Regions from separate parts of the Homo sapiens genome. Here region 2 is linked to region 1. A link is a contact called in ENCODE Hi-C or POLR2A ChIA-PET data. All regions are on one chromosome and are shown on one strand. Each heading gives the region's core, a stretch centred on a gene start or an enhancer-like site at or near the end of the contact. The rest is flanking DNA. Distances are from core to core; before and after follow the strand shown. Region 1 has its middle 69 kb from the start of ABL1. Region 2 overlaps FIBCD1 (fibrinogen C domain containing 1).

Region 1 (6,347 bases), core at 1,857-4,356:
TGTATCATTGGCCCATCTTTCTGTTTCTTCAGTATGACATTTGTTTCAGCCTCAGGGCCTTTGCACTTCTTTCTGGTTCCCCTGCCCTGGGACATTTGGATAATTGCTTTTTTTTTTTTTCATTTCAGGTTCTAGTTCAAATTGAATCCAAGTGAAGTGACCCCATAATACATGTTAATTGTGGAAAAAAATTTAAATTTAGCAAAGTAAAGAATAGAGCATGTCACTCTACCATCCACTCAACATTTTTGTGGTTTTTTTTCATTTAATTAATTCCATTTATTCATTCTCTTAACACAATGCCTACAATATGCCAGGTATATTATATTGGTGTTAGGTTGGGCTATAATATTAAAAAGGACAGTCATGGTTCTTGCCCTTGAGGTCTGTTAGATCAGGAATTCAGAAGTGGGTTAGCTGAGTGGTTCTAGCTTGTGGTCTCTCATGAGATTGTAGACAAGATTTCAGCTGGGACTTCAGAGTCATTTGAAGGCTTAACTGGGGCTGGCAGGCCTGCCTCCAAGATGGCTCACTCACAGGGCTGGCGAGCAGTGCTGGCAGTTGACAGGAGGCCACAGTTCCTTGCCACACGGACCTCTCCACATGCTTCTTGCGTGTCCTCACAACATGTCAGCAGCTTTCCCCAGAGCAAGTAATCCAAGAGATCACAAGGCAGAAGTGACATGTCTTTATAATCACAGATGCTACCCTGCTGTTCTGCAGTATCCTGTTGGTTCCCCAGTCTACCCTATTCAGTGAGGGAGGGCACTCACTCAGCAAATGTGCCGGGAATCAGTGGGGGCATTTTGGAGGCTTGCCACTCGCTGCCTGTAAAATGAGCATCATAATGGCACGTGTACCGCTACCACCCCCTGCCAGCACAAGGGGAACATGAACCTAACATAATGGGGGCAGGGAACGGGCAGAAGAGGCTTCCCAGAGGAGACACTTAGGCAGAGACTGGGCCGCTGAGTGGGCGTTTGGGAGGTGAGGGTGTTCCAGGCTGAGGGGAGGTTTGTAGGAAGGTCCTGAGTGGGAAGGCACTGCCTGCAGTAGCGCATGGCCTGGAGGAGACAGCAAGGCGGGCCAGGGTCAGAGAGGCCAGGACACACACATCACTGTGTCCTTGAGGGAGATCTTTCTTCTCTAGGAATATAGCTGAGCTTACCCCAGAAACCAGGGGAGAAAATAGGAGCCGAGTTTTCTGGAGTGCGTTTCTTCTGTGAAGTGAGGTTTGTGTGTAGGAGGCATCTGTCCAGAGCTTTTCAAGTTTTATTTCATTATTGCTGGAGGGAACTAGCTCTGGTCCTGTTGGTTGGGACTGAACTGTATTGCTGACCCTTTCCCATGTTCAAAGTTCCCGCTTCCATTGGGGGACTGTGCTTTGTGCTTCTTCTTGTAACAATGTGTTTAGCTTATTTAGCAGCATCAGATTCTCCTTCTGATATATGCATTCGATAAACCTGGACACCTGTGCAGATTTCTTTTTCGTGGTGGCACTGTGTTTTCTTTTGCTTGTTATGCGTAAGGTCAGATATGTTGTGTTTTGGGTCCCTGACACCTTGGGCTTGGATGAATAATGTCACTTAAGAGGAGGCAAGTAAAAGGCCAGGCACAGTGGCTCATGCCTGTAATCCCAGCACTTTGGGAGGCCAGGGCAGGTGGATCACGAGGTCAGGAGTTCGAGATCAGCCTGGCTAACATGGTGAAACCCTGTCTCTACTAAAAATACAAAAATTAGCTGGGCGTGGTGGCGCATGCCTGTAATCCCAGCTAATTGGGAGGCTGAGGTGGGAGAATCACTTGAACCTGGGAGGTGGAGGTTGCAGTGAGCCAAGATTGTGCCACTGTACTCCAGTCTGGGTGACAGAGCAAGACTGTCTCAAAAAAAAAAAAAAAGAGGATACAAGGGATACAAGTAGAATTTGTAGTGTGCTGATTAACCAAAGACAAGTTCCTCCACCCTTTTCTTTTTGGCCAGAGTTGATCATTTTCAGAATTCATCATTTTGTCAAGATGATTTTTTTGTTGTTAAATATGAATAATTTGCTTTCCTCTGGACTTCTAAGGCTTCCTGAAATTACATGCAAACATTTGTGCAGTCTCATGTTTGGTTATTGGTTTTTGGGTTTGCTATTTTTGGGCGAGGAGGTCCATATCCTTCATCAGCTTCTCAAGGGGTTTTTTCAGAGGTACAAGGGGAGGCTTTGGTTTGGTTATGACAGTGCTACAGCCAGCAACCCGGGGGCCACCTGGGTGCTGCTCCCCCACTTCAAAACGTGTAGCTAGCAGGATGGAAATCCTGTCTACATGGAAATCCTTGTGGTGTTGGATAGGCCATGATTCATTTCCCTAAGCCTCAAATGCTTCTATTGTTTGTAGTTTTTCTCCCAGAATCTTCATGATCCATTTTTGTACATTCTTATGGCCTTACGATAAATTCCTAGAAGTGGAATTTCTACATCAAAAGAATAGAAACTTTTAAAGGTTTTTGATACATATTGCCAGTTGCCCTTCTGGAAGGTCTACTGGGTACGTCAGTGTACCTGAGTGTTAACAGTGACGGATCAGTATTCATTTCTCTTATAAGGAAGGAAATGAAAGTCATTTGGTAACGTAGAGGCACAATTAGACCTGACAGCCTTTGTGTTTCTCTTCTGTTCTTTAGGCCCCCCAGTTCCCTTTGCTGCTTTCTTCTTTATGCCACAGATTTAATGCTTGAACACATATTGAAATTTTGGAAAGTTACTGTGAATCTAATGGGGCATAATAGGCAGGTTTTCTTAATCCTGGCAATGACCAAACTAATCACTTGTCTGTGGTGGCTTGGTGGAAAAACGGTTTGTCAGCAGAATTTGGTAAAGAAGCAGTCACAAGGACAGGGTGTTGGTCTCATATTTGAGTGCTTCCCTGAGGAAAGAAAAGATAAAGGGAAGAATTGGGTGAATTCATCAGACTGTATTTGGCAGATGGAGATGAAGTGGGTGCAGGTCATCGCCCACGACCTGTTTCCCAGGCTTGCAGAGAAACTGCTGCTCAGGAGCTTGTGACTGTGAGGGCCCCGGGCCGTGGCATGCGTTGGTGCGCTCTCAAGAATGCGGCCATGGCACTCACAGACACATACCAAGAAGCCTCGGCCCCCAGTGCCCCCGCCAGCCTGCTCAGGGGCATGCGGATGACTGGAGCCTGGAAGGCGGGTCTTGCTGGGCAGGACAGATGCCTTACTGTCAGGACAGATGCCTTACTGTAGGCCCAGGAAGAGATCCATGACCGCAGACAGACTTCTGCGTAGGGCCCTGAGGAAAGAGTGGTAAACATGCAGTGAAGGGCGGCCCCACCACTGGTGGCTTCTGACAGGGAGCTGGAGGGTGCAGGTACTGGATGTGTCTCATTGGGATACAAATGAGTGTGCCCCGTGGTTAGGAAGATGAGGAAGTGTAGGCACTTGCAGGGGCCTTTTCTTTTGACTTAGTGAGTTCCCACCAAACCTGGCCTTGTCTGTTTTTGATGCCTTAGGACTTGGGGACAAGGCCACAGCCTGTGACCCCAGCATCATCTCCCCCCAGGGCCTTGCCACCCTCTAGCTTTCATCCTTGCCTCCTCCTCTGCCCTCTCTTTCTTGTCCGATACAGTCACAAGTGCCTAGAATAAACCTCACACCACCCACTGCTCTGCTGTCAGGGCTACCACCCCGGCCCCACCCTGCCTTGCCCCGGCTCTGATCTCAAAGACTTCCCAGCCTCCTGTTGCCATCTGGGTCTGTCCTCCTCCTGCTAGCAGAGAGACCCTCCCTTAGAAACTTACATCAGATCTTTTCACTACCCAGTTTCCTGTCCCTCGATGGGTACCCATCTCAGTTAGAGTAATGTTCAGCTTCTCTCCACAGCCTGCGTGGTCTGGGCCTGGTTTCCCTCTCGAATTTCCCTCCTGTCACTCCCTTTGTTTACTGCCAGTGCTTTTTCCTCTTAGGGTTCCCTGGGCCCTGCCCTTCACTCAGCTTCTGGTGCCTGGCTCTTTCAGACCCATGCAGGCCCCAGCTCACATGACATCTTTTCGGAAAGACCTTCCCTGATGGCCCAGGCCACAGTACCCACACCAGCATCAGCTCTTTGTCCTCTTCCCCTTTTCATTTCTTTGCAGCTCATGCCATCTGAAACTACCTCATTCAATTATTGATAGATCTGTTTGGAATTCCAGGAGTCCCTTTGCGATCCCATTCTTCTAAAGATTCACATGGCCTCAGAATGCCATGTTACAGTGGAGAGTCTGACTTCTTGTTTTCTGAGACGGAGTCTCACTCTGTTGTCCAGGCTGGACTGCAGTGACAATCTCTGCTCACTATAACCTCCGCCTCCCGGGTTCAAGCGATTCTTGTGCCTCAGCCTCCCGAGTAGCTGGAATTACAGGTGCCTGCCACCACGTCTGGCTAATTTTTGTATTTTTAGTAGAGATGGGGTTTCAACATGTTAGCCAGGCTGGTCTCGAACTCCTGACCTCAGGTGATCCACCCGCCTGGGCCCTCCAAAGTGCTGGGATTACAGGCAGGAGCCACTGTGCCCGGCCTGACCTCATATTTGAATACCGAGTTTTAGTTCTGGAGGAGCTGCAGGTTTTATGAAAAGGGAACACATTTGATTCCTCAGAGCAGCCACAGGCCAGCTCTCTGAAGTAAAGTGCACGTGTGCATGTGTGTGCACACTCACACACACGTACACACACATTCACAAATAGGACATCTCTTTTAAACAGAAATGGCCACCTGCATTTGAGAAAATAAAGTTTCATGCAGAAGAAAGTGACATGTTAAATTCAATCATCAAGATTTAGACTGGTGGGAATTCTGCACAACAAATGACTTGGTTTAATTAACATGGAAATTGCGAGGAAAAAAATGAAGTGGAACCTATGGATTTAAAAATTAGGAAATTTTAAGATTTCCATCGTAATTTTTTTAAAACAATATATTTTACTTCCAAAACCCTGCGTTTTCACATGGTAGCTATCTGCTGGAGCTGAGTAGCCGCTGCTCTCTTGAACAGCATCACCCAGATGGGAGAGCCCCCTTCCCCCCAACCCCCATACACTCCTATGTGTACAACTTCCTGAACCCTGTAAGCATTAGAGCTTGCAGCCTCTGCTTTTTCTGTTTCCTTCTTGATGGGAAGACTGGCAGCAGGATTTACTTGGTTGCTACATTTGTGAATTTGTAAAATAATTCATGCTCTGCTAGGTCTGTAACTTGGGAGGCTTGGTGTGCACGGGCATTTAGCAGCAACTCAGAGCGTATGGAAGACTGTCACTGGCAAGAGCAAAGTCCCCCCAGGACAGAGCCAGTGACGACTAGCTGTGTATCCTCAGTCTGATGGCGGTGGAAGTGAGGCAGCACCAAGGAGCAGAAACAGGAAGTTTCCACTGATGACCACCCTGCCCCCAGCTAGGCTGAAAGGCCTCCCCAGAGCCCTTGCATCAGCCTGGCTTTGCACTGGTCTGGGGGATGTTGCTTGTTAGAGCCAGTGAAGAAGAACGGTAGTAAGTTACCTGATGGCCAAGGCTCTGTCTGACCCTGTCTGCTGTCGTGTTCCTGGCACAGAATAGTCTTTGTTGAAGGAACGAATTAGTGCATCCTTCCAAGCCTTGGAGGACCTGTCTATAATAGGCCCACTCTATAGGGTCTTTGTGAGAATTAAATTAAAACCCCTATGAGAAACCTAACTAGAGACAATTGGAAGTAACTTAAATATTTGTTCATTGGGAACAGCTACATAATTGTGGCTGTCATTCTGTACAACACTCTGTGGCTGTTAAAGAGCTAGAGGTAGTTTTATGTGGATTGATGTGTTCAATGTGTTCAATGGAAAAGCAAGGGTAATATAATCCCATTTATACTACAGAGAAAAATCGGGTCTGTAAATATGTTGAGAAAGGTCTGTCGATAGTGGTTATCTTTTGAGAGTGGAATGGATCGGGGTGGGTATGGCCTGGGGACGTGAGGGGGAATTTTTCACTCTTTATTTCACATACATCTGTCATTGGCACAGAAAATTAAGCAGTAAACCTAAAGAAACAGAATAGTGCTTGTTGTATAGTTAGATCAATAACTTGTAACTATTATAAAAGGTAGTTATAAAGTTAGTAAGGGCCAAAGGTCTAACTAGAGTAGGTCGGTTATAGAGGAAAACAGTTTAATCAGTTGTTGTTTAACTTTTATGGAATGCAACTTCTTTAGCTTTAATTTGGAGAGCCAAACTATGGCCCTAGTCTTTTTTTTTTTTTTTTTTTTTTGAGTTGGAGTTTCGCTCTTGTCCAGGCTGGAGTGCAATGGTGCTATCTTGGCTTACTACAGCCTC
Region 2 (7,132 bases), core at 518-3,017, 160 kb after region 1:
TCCAGCTGGGTGACAGAGCGAGACAACCGTGTCTCAAAAAATAAATAAATGAATTAAAATAAAATAAAATGGGATAACAAATGTACTAACCTCCTGGCGTTATGGGGCTGCAAAGTGCCTATTAACGCGGAGCCCAGCACATGGTATAGGCCTATCACTCCTACCAGAAAAGGGATTTTCGGCCCAACACAGTAATCTTAGCACGTGGGGAGGCCGAGGTGGGTGGATTGCTTGAGGCCAGGAGTTTGAGACCAGCCTGAGCACCATAGCAAGACCTCTCTACAAAAAAATTTTAATCAAAAAAATTAGCTAGACATGGTGGTGCACACTTGTAGTGACTGCTACTTAGAAGGCTGAGGTGGGAGGATTGTCTGAGCCCAGGAGGTGGAGGTTGCAGTAAGCCCTGATTGTGCCACTGCTCTCTAGCATGGGTGACGGAGTAAGACTGTCTCGAAAAAAAAAAAAGAAAAAAGAAAAGGGAGTTTTCAATAGTGGCATGGTGGCTCCCTATAGGTTTAAATTTCAGCTCACAAACAATTTCTACTATAATAATAAGGAGACGTTGATGGTGCAGACCATGAGTATCCCCCACGTGACAGAGCCAGCCAAGCCCTGTAGCCAGGCGCTCCAATATCCCCTCAGCATAGACTGTGTTATGCACATCTCACGGGTGACAAGACCCAGCCCAGAGAGGGGAAGCAACCTGCCCGGCATCCCACAGCTGGCACAGATGGGGCCTGGACTGGATCCCAGCTCTGCGGACTCACACCCTCAGGGCAGAATGGCTCAGCTCAGCCGTGACCAGCAGGCCTCAGGGACTACACATGAGAATCAACCCCGGCTGGGGGGCTGCAGGGGGTTGGGGATGAGGCCCAGGAACTTGCCTTTTCCTTTTTTTGAGACAGAGTCTCGCTCTGTTGCTCAGGCTGGAGTGCAGTGGCGTGATCTCGGCTCACTGCAACCTCTGCCTTCCGGGTTCGAGCAATTTCCCTGCCTCAGCCTCCTGAGTAGCTGGGATTACAGGCGCCCGCCTGGCTAATTTTTGTATTTTTAGTCGAGACGGGGTTTCACCATGTTGGCCAGGCTGGTTTTGAACTCCTGACCTCAAGTGATCTGCCCGCCTCGGCTTCCCAAAGTGCTGGGATTACAGCATGAGCCACTGCACCTGGCCGGGAAGCTGCCTTTTAACAAGCACCTCTGGCGATTCCAACCCAGGCTGCCTGTAGGCACAGCTTTGAGAAACCCACATCTGTGCTGATCAGCTGAGGGTCTGGGAAGCTTGGAAGGGAGGAGTTAGGAGCACGGCTCGCTGCCTCTGAATGAAACATAAAGACCCACTGTCTCTTGAATCATCCAGTCTGTGGGGAATGAGTCAAATCAAACATTTTTGGGGAAGTAAATATGTCAGGTGAGCTGGCACTCCTGGGCCCAGAAAGGCTGTTAGTCTTGTGGGAATACTCTGTACCTCTGCGCAGGCTATTGGGAGGGCAGGACTCTGGGGTCCCTCCTTCTAAATACCCCACCCCAGCTCTAAGGGTGGGCCTTCATGAACTGGGCCTGAGCTGACCAGGGGCTGAGCAATTTGGAGTGAGGTGGGGGTCCCAGGTCAGCCAGAAAGTCAGGAGGTACCCCCAGCCCCCAGCCCTGCTGATGAGGCCTGGGGAAGTTGCACATGGAGGGGCAGCTGGAAGGCGGTCTAAACATCCCTCTACCCCGGGAGGGGGAAGCCACCTTCCCATCAGTCACCCAGACAGGGTGATGAGGACTGTAATTTCTCCAGCTGCTGCCTTCAAAGGGAGGGAAAGGGCCCATTGCTCATGAGCAGCTGAGTGACCAAATGCCTGGATCTCTCAGTGGCTGCTGGGGGCGGTGGGGCGGAAGGGGCTTGGGCGCCCGTGGGGGCAGGGGCTTGGCTCCTAGCCTCCAGGGATCTGAGTCACCGGGAGAACGTGGCACAGGGCCAGGGGCCGGGCAGGGCTCCAGCAGGGGCTGGATTCCAGGTCTGACCTGGCCACGGCACCCAGGAAAAATCACCACCCATTTCTAGGCCACCATTTTCTGTCTTGGAAAATGGTGGAGGCAGATGAGACGATCCCAAATCCCTCATCCTATGAAGGAGGAACTTCTTGTGGGTGGTGCTTCCAGCATGGTCTCAGAGCCGAAGCTGGAAAGCCTTCACCCAGACCCACCTGGAGCTGGCTGGAGCCTGGCTTGGCTGGGGGCAGGGGTGGGGAGGGTGGAGGTGGTTTGGGACAGGCTAGGGGTCTGGCTGGGCTGCCTGGACTGGTCTCTCTGTCCCTGGGAAGCTGTGGGTATTGCATGGTGTGAACTGGGAGGGGGTATGGAGAGATGGGGTGCGGCTCTGAGGGGGTAGCACTGATCAGCCACATGCCCTTCAGCAAGTCGCATCCCCTCTCTGAGCCTCGATTTGCTCCTGATGGGGGAATGCCCTGCCTCACCTGTACCCTGGAGCACTGGGGAAGCCCCAAGCCCTGGATTTACTGAGTGCCAAGTGCCGTGGGGTGCTGTACAGTTTACCGGGTCACCGGGAAAGAAACAGGATTTGAATCCTGGCTCCCAGTAGCTGTGCGGCCCTGGATGAGTGACTGCGCCTCCCTGAGCTTCATGGGCTTGTCTGTAGATGGGAACAGCAGTAGCCCCTTGTCTGGGGCCTTGGGGATTAAGTGAGGCCATGGACATCAGGCGCCTGGCACATGGCAGCAGCAGCACCAACCCCTCGCCTCCAGCAAGACCCCAAGATGCAGACCCCAGCCCTACCTGGATGAGGCGGCCCTGCTCACTCTGCAGGGCGCTGAGGCCCTGGCCCAGCGTGCCATGCCCCTTCCGCAGCCCCATGCACTCCGTCTGCAGCTCTGAGGCTCGGGCCAGCAGCCGGGGCAGCTGGTCGGCCAGCGTGTCCAGCAGCTCCTGCTCCTGGTCGCCCACCAGCCGTGGCTGGGCCTGGTGCTCTGTCAGCGCCTGCAGCACCGAGGCCTGGGCGCTCTCCAGGCGTGCGAAGCTGTCGGTGAGGTCGGGGCAGCGCGGGTCAATGAGGATGCTGAGGTGCGAGCTGTCCGCCCTTTCCACAGTGACCAGGGCGCTGTTGGCGCTGGCAGCCCCAGTGCTGACGACAGGTGGGGGCGCCGTGCCCGGCGCGTGGGCGTGGTTCAGGAAGAGCACGGCACCGGTGACAGCTACAGCCAGCAGCACAGCCAGGGCCAGCAGCACGGTGCACAGCACGTAGCCGCAGCTCGGCCGCTGCAGGCCCGCCCGGGACGCACAGACACAGACAGACAGACGGGAGAGAGAAGGGGCCAGCATTAGAGGCATACCTGGGGTCAGAGGACCCCCTTCTTGGGGGGCTGGGCAAGGGCGTGGCACAGAGACTGAGATGAGACAGGCACTGAGAGACAGTCCAAGGGGAGACAGAGAGACAGGGACAGCCACAGATGCAGTGAGAGGGACACAGTGAGCGCCTCAGGGAGAAAGTGGAGAGAGACAGAGCCCCAGAGGGGAGGTGGAGACATAGGGAGAGACGGGGAGACGCGGGGAGACGCAGGGAGATGCAGGGAGACACAGGGAGACGCAGGGAGATGCGGGGAGACATGGGGAGATGCGGGGAGACGCGGGGAGACACGGGGAGACATGGGGAGATGCGGGGAGACGCAGGGAGACGCGGGGAGATGCAGGGAGATGGAGACGGACAGGATGGGAAATAGAAACTGAGGCAGAAAGACACAAAGACACAAGCAGAATGCCAAGCCTTCCCTCTCGCTGCCCCTGCCACCCACCTCCCCCCATGCCCTGCACAGTGACAGCCCAGGGACCCACGGTCACCTGTGTGTGTGGCCGTGTGGCCCCCGTGGAGCCCACACCACCCAGTAAGGGCTGGAGGTGGAGATCCCACCTCTGCAGCCAGACGGGACAGGGCTCAGGCCTCTAAGCTGCATTTCCCACAGTGTGACCTTGGGCCAGGGGCCTCACCTCTCTGAGCCTCAGTTTCCTCGCCTGTAAAACAGAGCAATATAGAGACACCCACCTCTCTATACACTGGTCAGAGAGAGCTGTGATGCAACAGCAGCGATGCTATAGATGGTCTCGTGCTGTCTCTGGGAACGAGTGCCCTGGGGTAGCGGGCACCCATCACGGAAGGTCCCTTCCAACTGCAGCAGCCACATCCCGTGTTCTGTCCTGCTGTTCTCCAGTCCCCAGGGCACATGGGGGCTCCTAGGCACCTCCTCCCCGCACCCCACCCCATCCTCTCTCCTTCCTCTATCTCTTCACAGAGCAGGCCCCTGGCAGAGCAAATGCCAACCCGCTGGGCCAGGTAGCCCTAAGGCCACCCTGGAGAAGAGGCCTGCTGCCCTCCAAGGAGGAGGGGGGCTGAGGCAACAGGTGGCTGTCACTCCAGAACAAGCCATATCTCAAAACCAGGAACGGGACCCGGCGAGGTAGCTCACGCCTGTAAGCCCAGCACTTGGGAGGCCGAGGCGGGCAGATCACAAGGTCAGGAGATCGAGACCATCCTGGCCAACAAGGTGAAACCCCATCTCTACTAAAAATACAAAAATTAGCTGGGCATGGTGGCACATGCCTGTAAATCCCAGCTACTCGGGAGGCTGAGGCACGAGAATTCCTTGAACTTGGGAGGTGGAGGTTACAGTGAGCCAAGACCATGACACTGAACTCTAGCCTGGAGACAGAGCTAGACTCCGTCTCAAAAAAACAAAAAACAAAAAACAAAAAACAAAAACGGAAACGAAGGGCAGGCGCGATAAAAAACTGTGTTGGCCAGAAGCCAGGACCAAGGAACAGCTTGTGGTGAGCGGAGGTGCCAGAGCGTGGCCGCACACGCTCTCGGAGGCCCAGATTCACTGGGCAGACTCGCTCATGGCCCCTGAGCATTACACACAAGGGAAAACTGAGGCCCAGAGAGGGCAAGGGGCTCTCCCAGAATCACACTGCAAATAAAAGCAGAACTGGGATTAGGCCCCGAGCCTCCTGCCTTCCTCTCTGGGCCAGGCCCCTCCTATGATTGAATTTCCTCAACTCTCAGACACATTTTCCCCACCTTTTCAACTTTCCGAATTTGAGACTTGTCTTGAAATGACTTCGTATATTAAAGCACTTGGAGCCGTGCCTGGCACGTTGTGCTGGCACAGTAAATATTAGTGGCTTTCATTATCCCATGATCAATGTGCACACAGCATCTGGAGGACATTTTTTTCCACCCAAAGTGTTATTTCTGTGTGTCGTCAATGCTGGGACGCATGTTCTCTTTTTTTCACGTTTTAGCATCTCCAACATGGGGGGACATCTTACAATCGTAATTGACAGCTTGCTTGCTTTCTTAGTGATACATTGAACAGAGACAGATGCCTCTTACATCATTGTGTCTTACTACCTAGAAGATGAGGCAGAGGAAAGAATCATTTTTGTAAATTCAAATTCCACAAGGACCTGCCGGATGACCTACTTGGCACCCGAAGAGGACGGGGTGGAGGGGACATGCGCCTGGACATGCAGACCCCCGGGAAAGAGATCTGCTTTGTTGTCAGGATGCGGAAGAGAGTTTCTTGGCCTGTCCCTATTGTCATGCGGCTGCCAGGACTCAGTGCTCCACGCCTGCCCAGTTCTCTTGGGGGCCGCGTCCATTCCGGGCTCCACGCATCAAGACAATTTACTCCAGCCAGACCCAAATGCACAGTTCCCCTCCACCAGCTCTGCACAAACTGCTCCCTTGGCCAGCCAGAAGCATCTGCTTCCCCTCCTCCTTTTCCACTGGCCTAATGTATTCTCTTCTTTCAGGGCTCAGCTAGCTGTCACTTCCTCCAGGAAGCCTTCCTTGACTGTTTCTACTCCACTCCCCCCAGCTTGGAGGGGCTCCTCCTCTGTGCTCCCCCCGTTAGGGTGCTTACAAGACAGATTGTTGTGGCCTTTGACTTCTTTTACTCACTCATTCATTCAACTGCCTCTGTGCCAGGGCCGCTAACTGGGCCGTTCTATGATTTCCTTCCCTGCCTAAAGTATGGCTGGGTTTGATATACAAAGCTCTGTGTCAGCAGCCAAGTCCCTGTCATGCACTCTTCTGGAGCCCGTCGGGAGACACCTTGCCCCGAGCAGCTCAGGGCTGCATCATCAGACTGTGTAGCATTAAGGTCCCCTGGCGGGCGAGGCTGGGGCTGGCGTGGCAGAGAGGTCATCCGTCTCCCCTCTGCAACTCCCACACCCCTGCCCTATCTTGCACCCTCCTCCCACCCAAGCCCCTCCCTGGTGGGAAGGCAGAGGGCACCGAAATGGGGAGGGGCTCGAGGAAGCCGCAGGGGGTCCCCTAGAGGCAGGGGGACAGCGGAGCTTGGAGATGAAACAGGGCACTCAGCAGAGGAGAATTAGTCTTCAGAGATCACCTTAAAGATGAAGTACTGTTCGCTTTTATGGGCTGCCGTTTACGTGCCTTGCGAAGAAATCTGCCCGAGATAACAAGGGGGGCTCTGGGCGCTGAGCAGCCCAACTGGTATGCCTGAGGCTGGAGCTGATTCATCCGTCCTGGTGTGGCTGAGCTGGGTGCACTCCCTGGGGGCTGCGGAATGGGGAGGATGCACACAGAGCCCCCAGCTCCCAAGACAGGGCATCTCGGGCAAGTGAGCAGGAGAGAGACCGGGGCCTGAGCCGGGAGCCCTGGGTTCAAAGCCCACTTCTGCCACTGACCACTCGCATGAGCTTCCAGCTGGAGGGACCCAGCTTGGTTCCTCGAGTGACCCCCAGTGCCCACCCAGGGTTCACGGCTGCCTACGAAGCCTTGGCCAAAAGGAGGATAAAGCTCATGCCAGCAGGGCGGCAGGCAGCCCCCGGTGGTGTCTCAGTTACAGGGTGACCTCTGTCCAGGCTACCTTCTCTGAGACCCCAGCCTTGGGGGTTCTGGGGAAGCGGCGGGCGGGTGGGGGGGGGGCGGCTCAGGAGGAAGGGATTTGATGCCAAGGCGCTCTGCTAAGCTGGCACACCTCCCTTCCTCCTCACTTCCTAAGAGAGCTGGCTGGCAGGAGTCCCCTGGGGAGACTGGGACCACACTCCACAGATGAAAGGAGGAAGAAGAAAGTTTCCCTCCGGGGGAGGCCAGGCCAGGTTAGACCCA

The links. Hi-C counts contacts between places; a loop is a spot of excess contacts on that map. ChIA-PET counts read pairs that join two places held with the same protein, here RNA polymerase II (POLR2A). Pooled maps may share reads with other maps.
Region 2: a map of ovary shows a loop between it and region 1 (2.4-fold over the local background). The contact joins two enhancer-like sites. A Hi-C loop is called at or near these places in 10 of 168 maps with a recorded cell type or tissue (OCI-LY7, body of pancreas, esophagus squamous epithelium and 7 more), 14 of 37 single-sample maps with no recorded cell type and 10 of 50 pooled maps. POLR2A ChIA-PET finds 5 or more read pairs at or near these places in 1 of 52 experiments (OCI-LY7).

What each region holds. Positions count from the first base shown.
Region 1 is chr9:130,763,070-130,769,416 of GRCh38, forward strand. It overlaps a transcript of ABL1 not described here. Among named protein-coding and RNA genes, the nearest start is that of ABL1, 69 kb to the right of the region's middle. RefSeq lists a silencer at 2,491-2,540 and enhancers at 3,355-3,524, 3,555-3,614, 3,825-3,884, 3,895-3,944, 4,179-4,984 and 1 more. Within about 2 kb of position 3,107, at least 8 of the 41 ENCODE cell types and tissues checked have a DNase peak (open chromatin) inside an H3K27ac peak, as active enhancers do.
Region 2 is chr9:130,926,789-130,933,920 of GRCh38, forward strand. FIBCD1 (fibrinogen C domain containing 1) reads right to left here. Exons shown (of 7, transcript NM_032843.5): 2 at 2,779-3,258. Among named protein-coding and RNA genes, the nearest start is that of FIBCD1, 8.9 kb to the right of the region's middle. RefSeq lists enhancers at 2,944-3,488, 4,615-4,664, 5,065-5,194. Within about 2 kb of position 1,768, at least 6 of the 41 ENCODE cell types and tissues checked have a DNase peak (open chromatin) inside an H3K27ac peak, as active enhancers do.